2 separate regions of the Mus musculus genome follow, and region 2 is linked to region 1. Evidence: chromatin loops called from intact Hi-C (ENCODE). Cell type or tissue: heart. All regions are shown on one strand. Links, peaks and the distances in the headings refer to the core of each region. The heading gives the core; the rest is flanking DNA. Region 1 overlaps Dgki (diacylglycerol kinase, iota). Region 2 holds the start of 1810058I24Rik (RIKEN cDNA 1810058I24 gene).

What was found. Hi-C counts contacts between places; a loop is a spot of excess contacts. Peaks named below come from ENCODE experiments on the same cell type or tissue, not always from the same donor. Only the 100,000 strongest peaks of a DNase experiment are listed, where the experiment ranks them.
Region 2: it touches region 1 in a loop (7-fold over the local background); 2 of 42 quality-filtered maps call a loop at or near these places.

What each region holds. Positions count from the first base shown.
Region 1 is chr6:37,042,335-37,050,665 of GRCm38, forward strand. It overlaps Dgki (diacylglycerol kinase, iota), which reads right to left. Exons shown (of 34, transcript NM_001081206.2): 11 at 7,836-7,918; 12 at 5,786-5,846. Among named protein-coding and RNA genes, the nearest start is that of Gm52857, 140 kb to the left of the region's middle. In heart, for the core only: a CTCF peak has its summit at 4,043 (motif pointing left); a DNase peak (open chromatin) is centred at 4,047.
Region 2 is chr6:35,247,763-35,256,093 of GRCm38, forward strand. 1810058I24Rik (RIKEN cDNA 1810058I24 gene) reads left to right here and starts at 4,948. Exons shown (of 3, transcript NM_001384235.1): 1 at 4,948-5,020. The coding sequence starts at 5,006. In heart, for the core only: CTCF peaks have their summits at 4,808 (motif pointing right) and 7,078; DNase peaks (open chromatin) are centred at 4,939 and 5,419; H3K4me3 peaks cover 3,477 bases; H3K27ac peaks cover 3,950 bases.

The DNA.
Region 1 (8,331 bases), core at 69-8,068:
TCCTGTGTCTTGAAGCCTGTTTTCTGTTTATTTTCCTGACAGATCAACCTTTCACCTTTCTATTCTTCTATTATTTTTCAATTTTCTTTGGGATTTTATCTCAAGCTCCATAATTGTCTCACATGGGACAAGGGGCTTGGCTCCCTTCCTGTCCTGTAAGTACTGAAACCTCATCTTTCAAAATAGTTACCTGCCTGAAGAGAAGGCTTCAGTACTGCAGGACCTAACCCTGTGCTTCTTGGAATATGTGTCTGCCTAGAACATAAAACAAAGGAGAGAGGAGGAGGGGGGGGTCCCAGCAGGGATGGCTACTTGGGAGGGGCTGGAAGAGGGGAGGCACCCTAATCAGTAAAGATCTGCAGCTTAGGGATGGTAAGTAGGCTATGCATATGGATTTGAATTTAAAAAAAAAAAAAAAAAAACTTTTGAGCCCAGGTCAACAGACGTGTCAGGTTCTATCTAGTTGTCACTGAAACTTAAAGAAGAAGAGTGTGGGAGGCTGAAGTCACAAAGGAAGGTAAAGCAGCTTGTAAGATAAGGGAGGCAACTGTAGCTAAGATTCATAATGAGTTTCACCTTTCATTAAACGGTCATCCTGGGAGCTGCTGACACCACAAAGAATAATCGCCAGAGGATGTAATTCTTAATATAGGGAGCTAGTAAAATTCTATTATAACATCGGAACTTGGCGAATGATCACCCAACCTCTCTCTGGCATGGTGAGTGCTTTGAAATGACAGACACAGAGAGCAAAGATTTCCCCGTGACTCTCCTCTTTCTCTCCCCTCACTCTTGCCATGGCAAGTGACAGAGATCAGAACTCATCCTCTCTGAGGTGGCTAGAAGCCCTTTCCCTGAAGCAATTTATAAAGCTTGCAAATACAACTCTAATTTTCCCCTGACTTTCTGCGTAGGAGCCGGCCATAGAAATATCTGTTCTACCTCACCTGGCAGATGATCACAAGACCCACATGCAGATGGGGCCCTGCCCCACACCGGGGAGGAATGAATGCTGCAGGCAGTCCAAGAAGGATCTATACATCCAGCCTTGCTGGGCATCCACCGTCATCCTCCCCATACCTAAGCGCAGAAGGGATTCGTTTTCCCTGGATCTTTAGGTCTTCAAACTGAAGCACTTGAATTAAATAAATTCGCTATGATTTTCTCATCTATCCTGGACATCAGCTGTGGCCCTCAGAGTAGAAAGAAAAGGGGCCAAGACTTATTCAACTCCTGCACTCACATAGCCCCAAACATGTCTCTGCAGACCTTGTAACCACTGCAGATTTAACAGGCATTGTGGGAGGAAACCCATCACCGAATACACTTTGGAAAAGACAGGATGGCTTTGTTATCTACTGCTATGAAAGACAGCATGACCTAATGCAACTTGGGGAGGAAAAGGTTTATTTAGCTTGCACATCTCAATCACAGTCCATCACTGATGGAAGCCATGGCAGGAACTCAAAGATGGATAGACTGAGGAGGTGTGCTGCTGACTGGCATACTCCCTGTGGCTTGCTCAGCATGCTATCTTAAGCAACCCAGGATCACTGGGGGGCAGAAGGGGGCAGAAGGGGAGTGACACCATCCACAATAGACTAGGCCTTGCCACATCAACCATTTATCAAGTCTCACAGACTTGCCTATAAGCCATTGTGATGTAGGCATTTTCTTCCCAGATATGTCTAGGTTTTTGTCAAGTTGGTGAAAACCAACCACCAAAAGGGTTTTTAAAACACATGTTTTTTCCTTTATGCTACAAGACTTTATAAAAAAATTTTACAAGCTAATAATTGTAAATCTTGAAGAAGGGTAAATACTAATTTCTCAACGAGGATAATCCACTAAGCAAGGCCCCAAGGAACCACTGATCTTCCCTATTCCAGGTTCATTCATTAGCAATATGACATGTATACATCAGCATATATTGTACTCCAGTGTGTGCCCAGGGCTCCTAGGCTATGAAAGGAGATCCTGTTGCTATCTTCGAGAATAAAGCATCATCATTAGGGGAGTACAGGGAAAATCAAAGACGGTCCATAACATCCCGAGATTCTGAAACATCAGACTCCAAATCCAGGAGAAAAGCACAGGAAACAAACAAGAGTCTTCCCTGACTGTTCTCCATCTCTGCCAAATGCATGGAGACAGAGGCCAAGGGGAGATCTGAGACATGATAAACACAGATTCTGCACTTTCCTCATGCATAACACAGAGGAGGGGCTGGAGGAGAGGGTTCAGTAAGCACAAGGCTGGCTGCATCAGTATGAGGACCTGAATGGAAATCCCGATTCCTACTTAAAATGCAGGGTGGGGCTGGTGGTGCATAAGCTATATCTCCTCACTGGGGAGGGATGGGGGCAGGGACAGGAAGATCCTGGGGCACCTTGGCCATCCAGTCTAGCCAAAGCTGCATGCCATAGTTCAGTGAAAGGCTTAGAGGCTTTGTCTTAGAGAGACAGAGAGAGAGACAGAGAGAGAGAGCACGCCCAGGTGGAAAGTAATGGAGGAAGACACATGGGGTTGACTTCTGACCTCTACATACATATCTGAACATAAATGAGCATGCACACACAAACAAAAAAAGTAATAAATGCCAACGAAATGAACTGACCTCTGAGCCAACACTGTCTTATCCAATGCTCTACATTTTCCTTCCAACAACAACAACAAAAAAAAAGAACACAGAATTTCAGCAGAAACCACATACTTCTTACTAAATATAACCCATTTTTAAGAGCAAATAGCAATGTGGCCAGATAGTGGCGGGGAAAACTTGTCCAGTGATAATTGCTTCACCCATATGGTAGTTTGAAAAGCTGCCACGAACCACACTACCTTCACTCAGGTGAGATGTCTCAGTGCCTGGTCAAAGTACAACAAAAAAGAAGCACACTGAAGACAGGAAGGAGCCAGTCCCAAGTGCTGGGGACAAAGATAGCCTAACCTGGAAAAGGGGAGGAAATTAGGTTAGACCTGAAAGCCTGTATCAGTCTTACCAGAGTGAAACCAGATGTAAGAGAAACAGCCCCTGACTCCAGGTTAATTCTCAGGGAGCAAGAATTACCTCCACTATACTCTGCTTTCCAGACTCAGGCATCCAAAGCAGGCTCAACCTGCTGGCAGGGCATGAAAGCTAGCCCAGGACTCTGACTTCAAGCTCAGTACTAAGCGTCAAAAATGGTTTCTAACATCGGCGAAAAATCAAAAGACCCATAACTGGGCTAGACCTCACCAACTAATGGCCCCATTGTCTGAAACAGACCCGTACTCCAGAAGCAAGCACTCAAGGAAAGAGCCTCCAGTCATATGTCAGCACCACTAGCTACTACCTTTAGCCCCAGCACGAAAGACTCATATACTGGCCTGCATCTCTTCTGGCTTTGGTATAAGCCTCACACCTGAGACTGTACTGGCCCTTTGAGCTGGGGGATGTGAGTACAATTCAATCCGGCATTAAAACTGCCTTCCCTAACACCCAACACTACTCCAATCTCAGCCCAGCCTAGTACAGAGTAAGCTTCTATTTTCTGATGATTGGATACATTAACGACTCTAGCACTAGCTAGGCCTTGGAACCCAGTGCCAGGCATGACACTCAGAAAGTTTTAAAAACTTCAACTCCCAGGCCTGTGCAAACAAAAGAGCCTCTGGACCTACCTTGGTGCCAACATAGACATAAGTCCCCATTCTATTAGGCTTGTGTTTGGGCCAGCATTACCTTCATCTGATTCTAGTTGTCTTAGGCCGTAGGTCTATTTGAGCTATTCACAGCACATAGCATCACTGGCCATGGGGCTACTCCAGTGCTTTCTTCAGTTCCTAGCATGAAACAGCTTTGCAACTTGAGTGACCACGGGCCTGATGCTGGTGTCTGTGAGCACAGGCAAGTTGCTGTGGATAAGGTGTCTGAGTGAAGCCCAGATCTACAGCTAGGTTTCAGAGCTGATCACCATTTTTTTAGGTTATAATCTGGTTCAAGCTGAACTACTTTCCATGTGGATTAGGATAAGCATGAGCTTCGACTGCCCTCTAGTGAGGAAACTGTGGCAACACACCAACGGTGAATGCCGGAACTAGTCCTCTAACCCTGAAATAGCAAAAGTGATTGCAGAGGTGGTGGGGAAACCTCTCAAGAGTTTCTCTAGGGAAAGGCACAAGTGAAACCAAAATACAAAGACTGGAGCCTAATAAAAGCCTAAGTGTCAATGCTCAGTCACATTAGATGATGCCACAAACCAACACCAAGAGAGCTGTCAGGAAACCAGGCTCTCACCTACTGTAAAAGCACAGCACATGAAAGTAACCACAGTAGGTGGGTGTGTGCAAATCTTTAGACTACTGATTCACAAACAGCTGGTTTGAGGAAACTCAAGCAAAGGCAGGGGAAAAAAGTAATACAAGAGAGAAACAACAGGGATCAAAGAAATTTAATTATTTATTTATTTAAGTTTTGTGAGAGAGAGAGAATGGGAGGGAGAAAGAGAGAGAAAATAGAAATCAGTGGGTGCTCTGTGCTTGTGCCATGGCCTGCATGTGGAAGGCAGAAGACAACTTTTGAGAGTCATAGCTTTTCTTCTACCATATGGGTTCCAGGAATTGACCTCAGATGATCAGGTCGGCTGCAAGCTCCTTTGCCTGCTGAGCTATCTCATTCATTGGCCCATAAAGAAATAGCAAGCTGGGCTGGGGTAGTGCACGCAAGAAGCAGAGGCAGATGGATCTCTGTGCCTTGAGGCCAGCCTGGTCTACAGAGCCAGTTTCAAGACAGCCAGGGCTACACAGAGAAACCCTGTCTCAAAGAAAAAGAAAATAAAAACAAACAAAACAAAATTTCCGTTAACTGAAAATTAACAGCAAAATGAAAAACACAAGACAGGCAGCCAAGGGCAGGGCAGGTAGGTGATCCTGGCAGATGTCTCCGTGAGTAAAGTGCTTACCACACAAGCCTGGCCACCTGAATTTGAACCCTAGATCCTACATGCTGTTTGCATGGAAACCATGCCTTATCATGTACTATCAGTCTATGGCATGTACAACTATGGTATGAAACAACTGAGCAATGTTTGCATCTCTTGTCCATCATTGTTTTATATTTGTTTATTTGTTTTTTTATACATTTGTTTTTCTACTTATCTACTCTACAAACTATACATCTGACAAAGGGTTAATATGCAGACTGAATAATGAATTCTAAAGAGGTCAAACACAGAAGCCCAATCCAGTTTAAAAAGATCAACTGCAATAAGCATTTCTCAAAAGACAACAATGGAGGACATGTCTGTGTGAGAAAGTCCAACACCACTAATATTCAAGAAAATGCTAATCAAAACCACAATGAGGCAGCAGATTGCCTTAGTAAAAAAAAGCTACCATCAAAAATAACTAACAACAGTGAGGCCTGGCAGTAGTATATTTGTTTTTATGTACTGGGTGTTTTAACATAATTTTGATTAATAAACAACAGCTATGAAGGGGTAAGTGGAAATATGTCAGCTAGTATTTGAAAAAAGGGATTTAGCCATCTGTGAAAATCTTTATCCAGTGACAGCAGTGTCCTTCCTCTGCAACAGAACACGGTGCAGTATCGTAGACATAAAGGCTGAGTGCTTCCCTGGAGGACTGGAAAGTCCTTCTCAGCCTCGGGGCTCATGACTCTCATCAGACAGGCATTCATTTGAGAGGACAGGAGAGACTGGGGCTGAAGATAAAACTCCCCCAGGGACCCAGTCAGGAAGATAGATGGGTAAGGGAGAGGACAGATTCTCTCTCAAGGACCTACCGTTCCATCCCCACCGCAGGCCAGAATTCTCAGATTTGGTACCTTCCTGTACATCTCCAGCCTGGAAAGGGAATGGAAGACAAGGTAAGCACACGGTTCTCTGTAGAGAGGAACTTCGGGACAAATGCACGGGGACTCCCCACAGAGAACATTCCTGATCCTTCACTGCCCACAGAGCCAAGGCAAACTGACTCCTGCCACTGAGTCAGAAACCACATGTCTCGGTCTCAGGTGGTCCATGACCAACACAGGATGGGAGAATTCCCATAATTCCCCATCCTCTCAACCCACATTATATTGTTGTCTAGGTTACTTCCTTTCTTCTTTTCCATTTTCTGTCACTCGCTCCTTTTTCAGGGGCGGGGTTGGGGAAGGGGCTGATGATAATCAGTAATCTTTATGTTTCCTCCTTATTTCATTTTGATTAGCTTTCCCTGAGTCTGTTTACCTTTCAAATCTATACTTCTCACTCTCAACCCTTGAAAAACTGAAAGCTGAGAAAGACAGAGAAGACTGGCCACGGCCATTACTACAGTGAGCGTGAGTCTACCTTAGCTTGCCTGCTCAGTCTTTCCTCTACCCTCAGGCTGAGGTGGGGGAAACCCACTGGCGTCTTTTTACTTTGAATGTGCCTGTTTGGGGGTCAGATCATTTCATCTTTCTGCTCGGTTTCCAGAGAACACAGCCATTCTGCCTTGCAAAGCTTCCTGCTGAGGGCTGGCCTTGGTAGCTCAGCTCCAGAAACCCACCATCTACTTACACGTAATAAATGGTGTAGGTTTTCCTGAAAATACTTCTCGCCTTGCTATGATCCTAATGAACCCTCTATGTAAAGTCTAACTTAAGAGATTGAAAAATATTAATAAATATCAAATCCAAAGACCACAAGCCAATGAGGCACATAAAGAAACATTAAAATAAAGAAGTCTCATAGCAGACCTTGGTGGTGAAGAAATTCGGAGAAGGAAACATTAGAAATTTGGTTTATAGTCATTATTTCCTTACATGTTTAAAATATCTAATTTACTCATTTTATACAGGAATACCATTCCCTAGAAACCATCCATATTAACATCTCTTTTTGTTTGTTTGTTTGTTTGTTTTTTTGGTTTTTTGAGACAGGGTTTCTCTGTATAGCCCTGGCTGTCCTGGAACTCACTCTGTAGACCAGGCTGGCCTCGAACTCAGAAATCCGCTTGCCTCTGCCTCCCAAGTGCTGGGATTAAAGGTGTGCGCCACCACGAACTGCTCCATATTGACATCTCTTTCACACTGACATCAATACTTATTAAAAAACCTGCTAACTCAAATGTCATCTGAACTAACTCAGTAATGCAATGGATTTAAGACCGTGAATCACACAGGAAGAGAAATGCCCCGTTCTTTGTTATTACACTGGGTCATGTACATCTAGACTTTATTTTCAACACTTCCAACTAAACACAGAAATCCAGAAAGGGGACAGAACAGAAATTGAAATGCCTGCCTCACTGAACTGCAGCATCCGAAGCTATGATTAGTTCATCTCCATATCTCCACCCCCTCTCCCTCCCTTCTGATTCCCTCCCTTCCTCTCTCTCTCCCTCCATCTTTCCCTCTCTCTCTTCTTTCTTCTCCTTTCTCCCATATCCCCAGATACACATTCTGGATGCATTCATACACACATGGTCTCTCCAGAATGAAAGTTTATGCAAACATTTCATGACCCTTTGGGTTATAAACTCACATTTCTGTTTAAGCATGTCTCCAAAATCAGACACGCATAACCAGACCAGACAAGCAAGAAGTCCTTTCTCATTCCCTGGCTTTCTGAGAATGCGCTTCAGTCCTGCATACAGCAGGCACTGATCCAACAATTTGGTGGAAACAAATGCAAAGACAGCATGGGGGGGTGCATCAGGAGGTTTCAAGAAGAGCAAAATGCAGGTAAGAAAGTCAATGAAAGACAAACAGAAAAGACTTCACCAAGACATCAGATAATAAATAGCCTTGACCCCAATTCCAATGGTCCATATTATGGCCATATTACGGAGGATGTTTCCAGACTTACGCATCTTTTGGCCCTTCCTGAGAAAGATCAAAGACTTGCCGTGGATTCAGGTACCACATAAACATCTGTAGGACTTTGGTTCCCTATAAAGGAATAAACAAGCAAATAAACAAAAGGCATTTTTCCCACCTAAATAATGATAATAATAATAAATAAGAACAGACTCATTCTCTCTTAAATCATAATTAAGTGGACTGGAGAGATGGCACAGGGCTTCAGAGTGCATAGCACTCCTGTAGACTGTCCCAAATCCATCCCTAGTGCTTGCAATGGCAGCTCATAACTGCACGTAACTCAAGCTCTGCAAAGACGACCTGATGCCTGTGGCCTTAGTATGTACACACACACACACACACACACACTAAAATCAGGCAAATCCTTTAAATAATATTTGACTACAAACCATAGGGAATGGTAGTAAAAGTCGTAAGCTTTGATTGTATGTATATACACACATATCCCTGGACTGGGTATATGCCCAGGTGAGATGGGTGTC
Region 2 (8,331 bases), core at 138-8,137, 1.8 Mb before region 1:
TGAACTACACCATGCTCGTGCCATGAAAACTAATGACCCAAAAAGTCAACCTGTCCCTTAGAATTAGCCTCAGCCTTTCCTGCATTTCAAATGATGACAGTCTGTCTTTGTTTCTTTGAAAATATCATCCTGAGATAACTCAGACCCAAAAGGACATGCATGGTATGTACTCACTAATAAGTGGATATTAGCCAAGAAAGTACAGAATACCCAGGATACAATCCACAGAACTCAAGAAGGTTAGCAAGCTGAAGGGCCCAAGTGAGGGTGCTTTAATCCCACTTGGGAGGGAGAAGAAAGCAATCACAGGAGGGAGGGAGGGAGGGAGGGACTTATGGGGAGGGGGAGGAGAAAAGGGGAACATGGTCAGGTATTAGCTAAGGTATTGGCGGGGGTGGGGGTGGGGTGGAGGGCCAGGAGAAAGGGACAGGAGTGAAGCTCCGAGGGCCAGAAAAATGAATGGAAACAGTCAACCTTAGGAGGTGGGGGACCCTCCAAATGTATCAGAGACCTGGGAGGTGAGACACTCTCAGGACTCAAAAGGAGGGACCTTAGATGAAATGTCCAACAGTAGGAAGAGAGTCCACCTCCAGTGGAGGGATGGGGTTGCTATCCCACAGTCAAAAACTCTGACCTAGAATTGTCTCTGTCTGAAAGAACTGCAGGGACAAAAATGGAGAAGAGACTGAGGGAAAAGAGGTCCGGCGACAGGCCCAACTTGAGATCCATCTCAAGGGAAGGCTCCAAGGCCTGGGACTTATGACTGATGCTATGGTGTGCTTACAGACAGGAAACTAGCGTGGCTGCCCTCGGAGAGGCCCAACAAGCAGCTGACTGAGACAGAAGCAGTATACTTACACCCAGCCATTGGACTGGAGTCTGGGACCCCTGTAGTTGAATTAGGGAAAGGCTGGAAGAAGTTGAGGACAACCCCATAGGAAAACCAGCCGTCTCAACTAACCCTGAGATATCTAAGACACTAAGCCACCAACCGGGCAGCATACACTAGCTGGTTACGAGCCCCAACCCCCACCCTTCCACCCCCACCTCACATACAGTGGAAGACTGCCTGGTTTGGCCTCAGTGAGAAGACACCCCTAGCCCTCTAGAGATTTGAGGCCCCAGGGAGAAGGGAGGTCTGGCAGGGGTGGGGGTGGGGTAGGGACATCCTCTTGGAGATGGGGTGGGGGAAGAGGAATGGGACCAGGAAGGGGGTAACGACTGGACTGTAAAAAATAAGAAAGAACTGTGACAGTTCATCTGCCTATATTCTCATTAATGTGATTGCCACAGATGGAAAGATGACATAGTCACCGCTCCCCTGTCCACTACTGGTTCTCCCTTCTGCAGCAGCTTTAGTCCCATACATAAGAGGCTGCTGAGAGGGCGGAGGCCTGACTTATGTGGAGGCAGAGCAGTAGGCTTAAGTCCGTGCTATTATGGTTGATGGCTTTTGTTTTTAAATCTTTAAACAAGATTTCTACAGCTTTTAAGCATCTTCATTAAAAGTCTTGGCCATTGTTGCATTTTGAAAGTAATTTGCTGCCCACCAGATAAACAATAGCTGTTAGCTAGCACACTCTTAGGGAGACTTGTAACTGGATCCAAAGTGCAAGCCTCTTGCCTGCCGCTCCACTCCCCTGGCCTGGAATGAACCTAAGGCCTCACTCCTGGTAGACAGATGCTCTGCCACCGACATGGATCTCCATCCAGCCATTGTCTGCCACCAAGAACACAGCATTGGGCCGGCAGCAGGGTAGCTCAGTGCATAAAAGGCTTGCTGCTGAGGCTGATGCCCTGAGATTGGATTTGCAATACACATAGTAGAGGGAGAGAACTAGCTCCAGCAGGTTGTCCTCTATGTGCATGGTGGCAGAGAGCACCCACATACAGATGACTGAATGTAAGCCTGCCAGTTATCAAAGCCTGAGCATTTTGTAAGCCTGTGAGAGATGCAGAGCTAAGGAAACCATAGCTTGTGCAAGGTCAGAGGACAGCTCGGGGCAGTCAGTTCTTTTCACCATGAGGATTCCGGGCGGGCTCTTGAGCTTGGTGGCAAGTGTCTTTATGCACTGAGCCATCTTACTGCACCAGCATTACCTTATTTTCTCATCAGTGCTTCCAGAAGTGCAGGGGACTAACTTTAGAGGTCAGAGGGCAGTGGGAAAGTGTGCGGGAGGGAGGGACACAGTGGTGGTGGCAGCGGTGGCAGCAGCAGTGGCACAGCTGACCAGAATTGATATACATCCTGCAGCAGAGGGTAATGGGTAGGAAGGCCTTGCTGATGCCTGGATTCAGGAGACATGGGGAGAAGATGTTATGTGTTCCTGTGCAAAACAAAGGGGAGAGAATCAGTTTTTAGACATCGATTTACAGAGTTTTGGCATTTCAAGGGCAGGCTCTCTATTTCTGACTAAGTTAAGATAGGACTTTAATTCATTTTCACTCAGTTAATCAGTATAACTGAAGTGTATGTTCTCTTCATAATGATCTATACTGTACAAGGTGTGAATTTAGCCTTTCCTAAATCCCACTTTCCCCACATTATTTTGAAAATGTTGGATCTTCTGAAGAACTGGGAGGAATGTACAATGGATGCCTCTCGTTTTTGTCCAATCAGTAGTTGTCTATAGTGCTTTCTCCGATATGTATTCTAGGTTTCCTCCTGCGTTTGTCACACCATTGATAACACCTCAATTGTTAAATGTGTATGTATGTGTAAGTGGAGATCAGAGGTTAGTTCACCTTAGATGTCACGCTTCAGATACTCTGCATCCTACTTTCTGAAACAGGGTCGCTCACTGGCTTGGAATCCACAGCTTTGGGCTAGGCTCGATGGCTAGCAAGCCTCAGAGATTTGTCAGTCTAGCTGCCCAGCACCGGAACTCAGGTCCTCATAGCCCTGGCTGTCCTGGAACTCACTTTGTAGACCAGGGTGGCCTCGAACTCAGAAATCCGCCTGCCTCTGCCTCCGGAGTGCTGGGATTAAAGGCGTGAGACACCACTGATCAATTGATCAATAATTAAGAAAATGCCTTGGGGCTGGATCTTAGAGGAGACACATTTTCTCAATTGAGACTCCTTTCTATCTGATAACTCTAGTTTGCACCAGACTGACATGAAACTAGCCAGTGCATTGTGTTATTATTATTTTTTAGGGGTAAAAGTGATTAAATAAAAAATTCAGAATGCCTCACCCCACTTTCTCTGCAGCTATTAAAGTACACTGGGTTATTTTTTCTCAATTTAAATACATTTTAGTATGCCAAACCTATTGACCTTTCCCTTGGTGGTGTGTGATCTTTATGTTTTATTCTATTTTTTTCCCCTCTAATCAGCTCTTTTGTCAGTTTAGCAGATGAGTTGGGAGGAGGGAGAGAAGTAATGAGGTGGATGGATGGAGAAACACAGAAATGGAGGGAAATTCTGAGAGAGGGCTTGACTAGGGATGGTGGAGGAGAAAGTTGGTTGGAGAAGAAAGGGAGACATAGCTAGAGGCAAGGACATCTGGGAGCTCAAAGAACTTGACTTTGATTGAGCTGGGAGAGAGAGAGAGAGAGAGAGAGAGAGAGAGAGAGAGAGAGAGAGAGAGAGAGAGAGAGAGAGATATTTTCCTCTTTTGAGGAGGGGAGAGGCAGCAGAATGAGATACAGGGGCCCAAAGGGCAAAGGAACAAAAGGTTCGGGTCTTGGTTAGGGTTTTACTTTTGTGAGGAGACACCATGACCAAGACAACTCTTAGAAATGACAACATTTAATTGGGGCTGGCTTACAGGTTCAGAGTTTCAGTCCATTGTCACCAAAGTGGAAGCATGGCAGTATCCAGGCAGGCATGGTGCTGGCAGAGCTGAGAGTTCTACATCTTCATCTGAAGGAAGCCAGAGAGCATCCTCAAGCTGCTAGGAGGAAGATTTCCAAGTCCATCCCCACAGTGACACATTTCCTCCAACAAGGCCACACCTTCTAATAGTGCCACTCCCTGGGACGAGCATATGTAAACCATCACAGTTCAGGTAACCAAAATGGCTGGATTATATAGGGAAAAGCCTCATCGGGAAAAGCAGCCCAGCCCCTGAACTGGTGAGTTTAGGGTAGAGGGCTGCATGTGCCAGCCACACCCTGTAACAGGCCGGGACTGAGGGATGCTGGCGAGGACCAGGAGGCCAGGTCCACTTTGATATGTTAAGTAGTCCTCTGCCATTGTCCCAGGGTTAACAGCCCCACTAGGCGCAGCTGATTTGTTTTTCTGTTATTTGAAGCCAGAGTACCCCTTAACTAGATAAAGGTCAATTCCAAAGACTGAGAGCAACATGAGAAGGGTGGTTTCGATGTGCTTGTGTATGTGGGTGACCAGCAGCGCGACCGGACAAGAGTGGATTCATCTTTGGCTCCTGCATGGTAGATGATTCGCGCTCCACTTGAGGAGGAAGTAAACTTCAGATAGGTTGCTGGTGGCTGCCAGCAATCGCTACTTGGATCCAGTCGTGCCAGACTCCGCAGACCTCTCTCCATCATCTATCACGTGGCTGAGGACTACCCTTAACTAGGCTGCATAGCACACTTGTGGGCTTTTGTGAAATGGAACCTTTTCCCCCTTTTCGTCTGAGAGTCGGCTGTGGTGGAGATTAGTGTGGACTTCATAAAGGCTCCCAGGAGAGTGAGTTGTTCACTTGGCATGGCACCCGCTACCTCACCCCCACCCTGGTTTAGTAGGTAACACAGCCACGTCTGACTGTATTAATACAATTGCCAGCGTCCTTGTCACCCGGAGGCTTTGGTTCAAAGAGGCCTAGGTTTGCACCTCGCCCTCTTGCTTCCCGAGATGGCCGTCAGAGGGCGCTGCGGCTCCGCGAGTCGCTTCCGGGAATGGAGAGGGCGGGGCAGGGCGGGGCGGGGCGTAAACCGGAACCTGGCAGCGGGTTCCGCCCTCGCGCCGGGGAGGAGTCCCGGAGCCGAGCTGGAGCTGGAGCACCTCTCACACCCTCCTCGCCCTCCCCACCGACATCATGCTCCAGTTCCTGGTGAGTGGGGCCTCGGAGGATCGGGCCTCGCGGTCGCCTCGTTCCCCCGGGGTCCCGGGTCGGCGGTGCACGGCTCTGCAGTTGGGGCTCGTCGCCCTCGGGTTTGCTCGCGCAGTTTTCCTCTGGCCTCCTCCTAAGTCCTTGGGTCTTTGCCTGGGTTTGTTTATATGTAGTCCTTCAAGTTCCGAAAACTTTGGGGTGTCAGTGATATGACTGCGTTTTCAAAAAACCACTTACTGTGAGCTCTTGGCGAAATCTTCGCGGTAAGTTGGGTCGGAGGAGTCATCAAGATGACTTGGCTCCTGTCCTCTCCACGCGACTTCCCGTAGACCCCCATCTATTATATACGGCTTATTTGAGGCCTCAGAGTGCCTTTCACACGCCGTGCATTAGTCAGCCACATCACGAGGTCGCAGCGAGAGATCCACAGTGCCCTCCCTCTTCAGACCTTTACAGATTGCCCGCTTTGAGGAGTGAGTCAGACTGCCCTGCGAGTAACTCTTGTAAAAACCTGCCCCTCCCCACACCCTTTCAAGTCTCCTTTTTGAGTTAACACGTTTTTCTGGCAAAAATCAAGTATTTCTAAAATTGCCTGTTGAGGATTCTAGGAAACTTGCCAGTCAAATTTTCAGATGAAAGTTTTCAAACACTTTCAGATGAAAGCGTTTCATCTTCGAATTCTAATAAAGCAGATATCTTCTTTCTTTCCCACGGTCAGTGGCTACCTGGTGCTCCGAGAATGAGTATTGTTTACATAAAACTGCCCTACAAAGACTCAGTTGCCTCTGGGGTTTCTCTAGTGTCCTAACTAGGCCTTAGTTTAGGAGGTAGGAGTAATTAGCAGTAATTTACTTGTTAGGAATCACTTTTAAAAGCAGCATCAGCCAGCTAGTGTAAGGTGATAGGATTGGCCCTTCCACTGCATTTGCTGTTCATTGATAAGCAGGGAGAACATTAAATCGATTACACTTAACCTTTTAAGTGCTTTGCTGAATGAGGCTACCTGGTGCGGGACTAGCGCTCTGTACTTAAACATGGGTTTTGATTGGAAAATTCAAAATTTTCAACATTTATGGAGAGATGCTGAAGCCGACCATTAGATGCTTAGCTAGGATGTAACTGATGTTCCTTCTCTTGCCCTGGGTCTGTCTCCTCTTCATTGCTTTTGTTGGGAAAAGTGGAATCAGATGTACAGAGATGGAATCAACTTTCCTCTTGTGGAACTTGGTCAAACACTGCTAGTTTCTGCAAATCTTGCTTTTTACATTAGCCGTTTCAACTGTTTTCTAAATGGTTAAGAGTTTAGACCCTATCTTTAATCTCAAGGTGTGTGTGTATGTGTGTGTGTTGGGGACGTGGGGTTGGGTGGGTGTTGGCCAGGTTATTTAAATTTTCTATGCTTCAGTTTGCACCTCATGAGGTTTCAAAAGGAGCCAAGATGTTGAACACGTAAACACTAAATCGTGGTTGAGATATACTGCCCTGTCTCTTCTGTAAGGTATCAGAAATGGGAACTGGCCTCCCACTGATAGGAGAGGCTTGGGTGTGGTGGAAAGATTCCAGGCTCTTCCCTTTGATGGTGCAAGGCAGCTGAATACTTTGTAACCTCTGAGATGTTGCCTAAGTTGAAAACTTGCATTTGATTGTGTGGCTTGTCTACCCATTACCCCTATTTCCACACCGCACTCCACAGCTTGCTCCTAGCTTGGCTGAAGTTCTTTGAAGGAACACCTAGATGGGAATTGGACTGTGAGCACTGCTGTGAGTGTCAGGGCACCTGAACACTGCTACAGTTTCTGTTCCTCTTCCCCCTGGGGCCCAGTAGCATCACCTCCTCATAACTCACCCTCATTCAGCTGCTGGGGCCTGTGCACCGTGCTGTGTGGGTTCTGTCCTGGGATAGCTCAGAATTGCGGAGTGAGGGGACCATATCTGGGTGTAGCAGCTGGGAGGCTCTCTCCCTGTCTCTAATCTTGTCTCCCGCTGCTTGCTTCTGCTCTTAGTTCCTGTGAAGTGCTTAAGTCCGGAGCTGGCTGTGCTTCCTAAACTCACCCTTAGGGAACGGGCTCCTCCCCAAGCCAGCACCTTTCACATCAGCTTCCAGGACAACCTTGAATCCCCTTCTCTGTGCTTCCAGATCCCAAGTATCAACTGTCAGTGGCTTTCCTTTGCCTTTCTCTCAGCCTCTACTCATCTGGATTGAGTTTGCCTTCCTGCTTTCCCAGTCCTTTCCCCACACTTAACGCTCACATTTGAAATGTTGACATAGTCATTGATTTCTTTCTCGTATTCATGCATTCACCGGTTTATCTAGTCTTTTCTTAGAATCATGTAATACCGTAGGTGCATCTTCTTTGTTACATTGCATCCGTTTATCTGTTGATGACTGTGCGTGCCTCTCCTGTGAGGGCCTGCACGTGCAAGAAGTCTGAGGACAGCCTCCAGCAGCCGGTTCTCCTTCCCTCATGTGGGTCTAGGGGGTTGAGCTCAGGTTGCCAGGCTCGGGTGCAGGGTGTTACCCTGCTGAGCCATTTTTCCACGCCAGACCTGCTGTGTAGTCACGAGTAAGATCTTTACTTGCTCCGTGCCTCAGTTTCCCCCAGCATAAGCCTGGGCAGTAATAGTGGTTATTCCACGTGTGCATGCTTGTGAGGATCAGGCTGTGAACTAGCAGGGTTCTCCAGTCTGGCTGGCATACTGCCACTTCTCTCCACTACTAAAGGATTTGGTTGGGGATATAAAGGGACTTAGTCAATACGCAGTGAGTGACTTCGTTTGCACTCAGCTCTGCATATTGCTGGGCCCATCCGCATATTTAACTAACCATGGATTAGATAAATATGAATGAATATGAAAAATATAAATATTAGCAGATAGTTGCTCATCAATGGTATGTGTACAGTTTTTCCTTGCCGTTCCTGAGCAGTGCAGTGGGATAGACTGCCGCAGGCCTTCCATACAGTAGGTCTTATGAGTGATCAAGAGGGTTAGAGTGTATGGGAGGACATGGGGGGCTCCCGTGCAGTTGTAGGACCTGCTTGAATAGCTACAGATGTTGGTGTGGGGGGTGTCCTGGGATGGAGCCCCTCATTAATTTTAGGTCTTCCTTCTTCACCTCATTACTACCGTTGATTATAAGATAGTGGTTACAAGGTAGCTCCAGCTTCTTTTAGAGCAGGCAAACCCGTACACCTTTCCCAGAGAGATTTCATGTACTTCTGTTGAATATTGGCACATTAAGGAGGTTTTTTTTTCTCCTTCTTTTCTTCTCTAAGCAGTATTACTGAATATAAAGCATGCTTTCCTAGGAA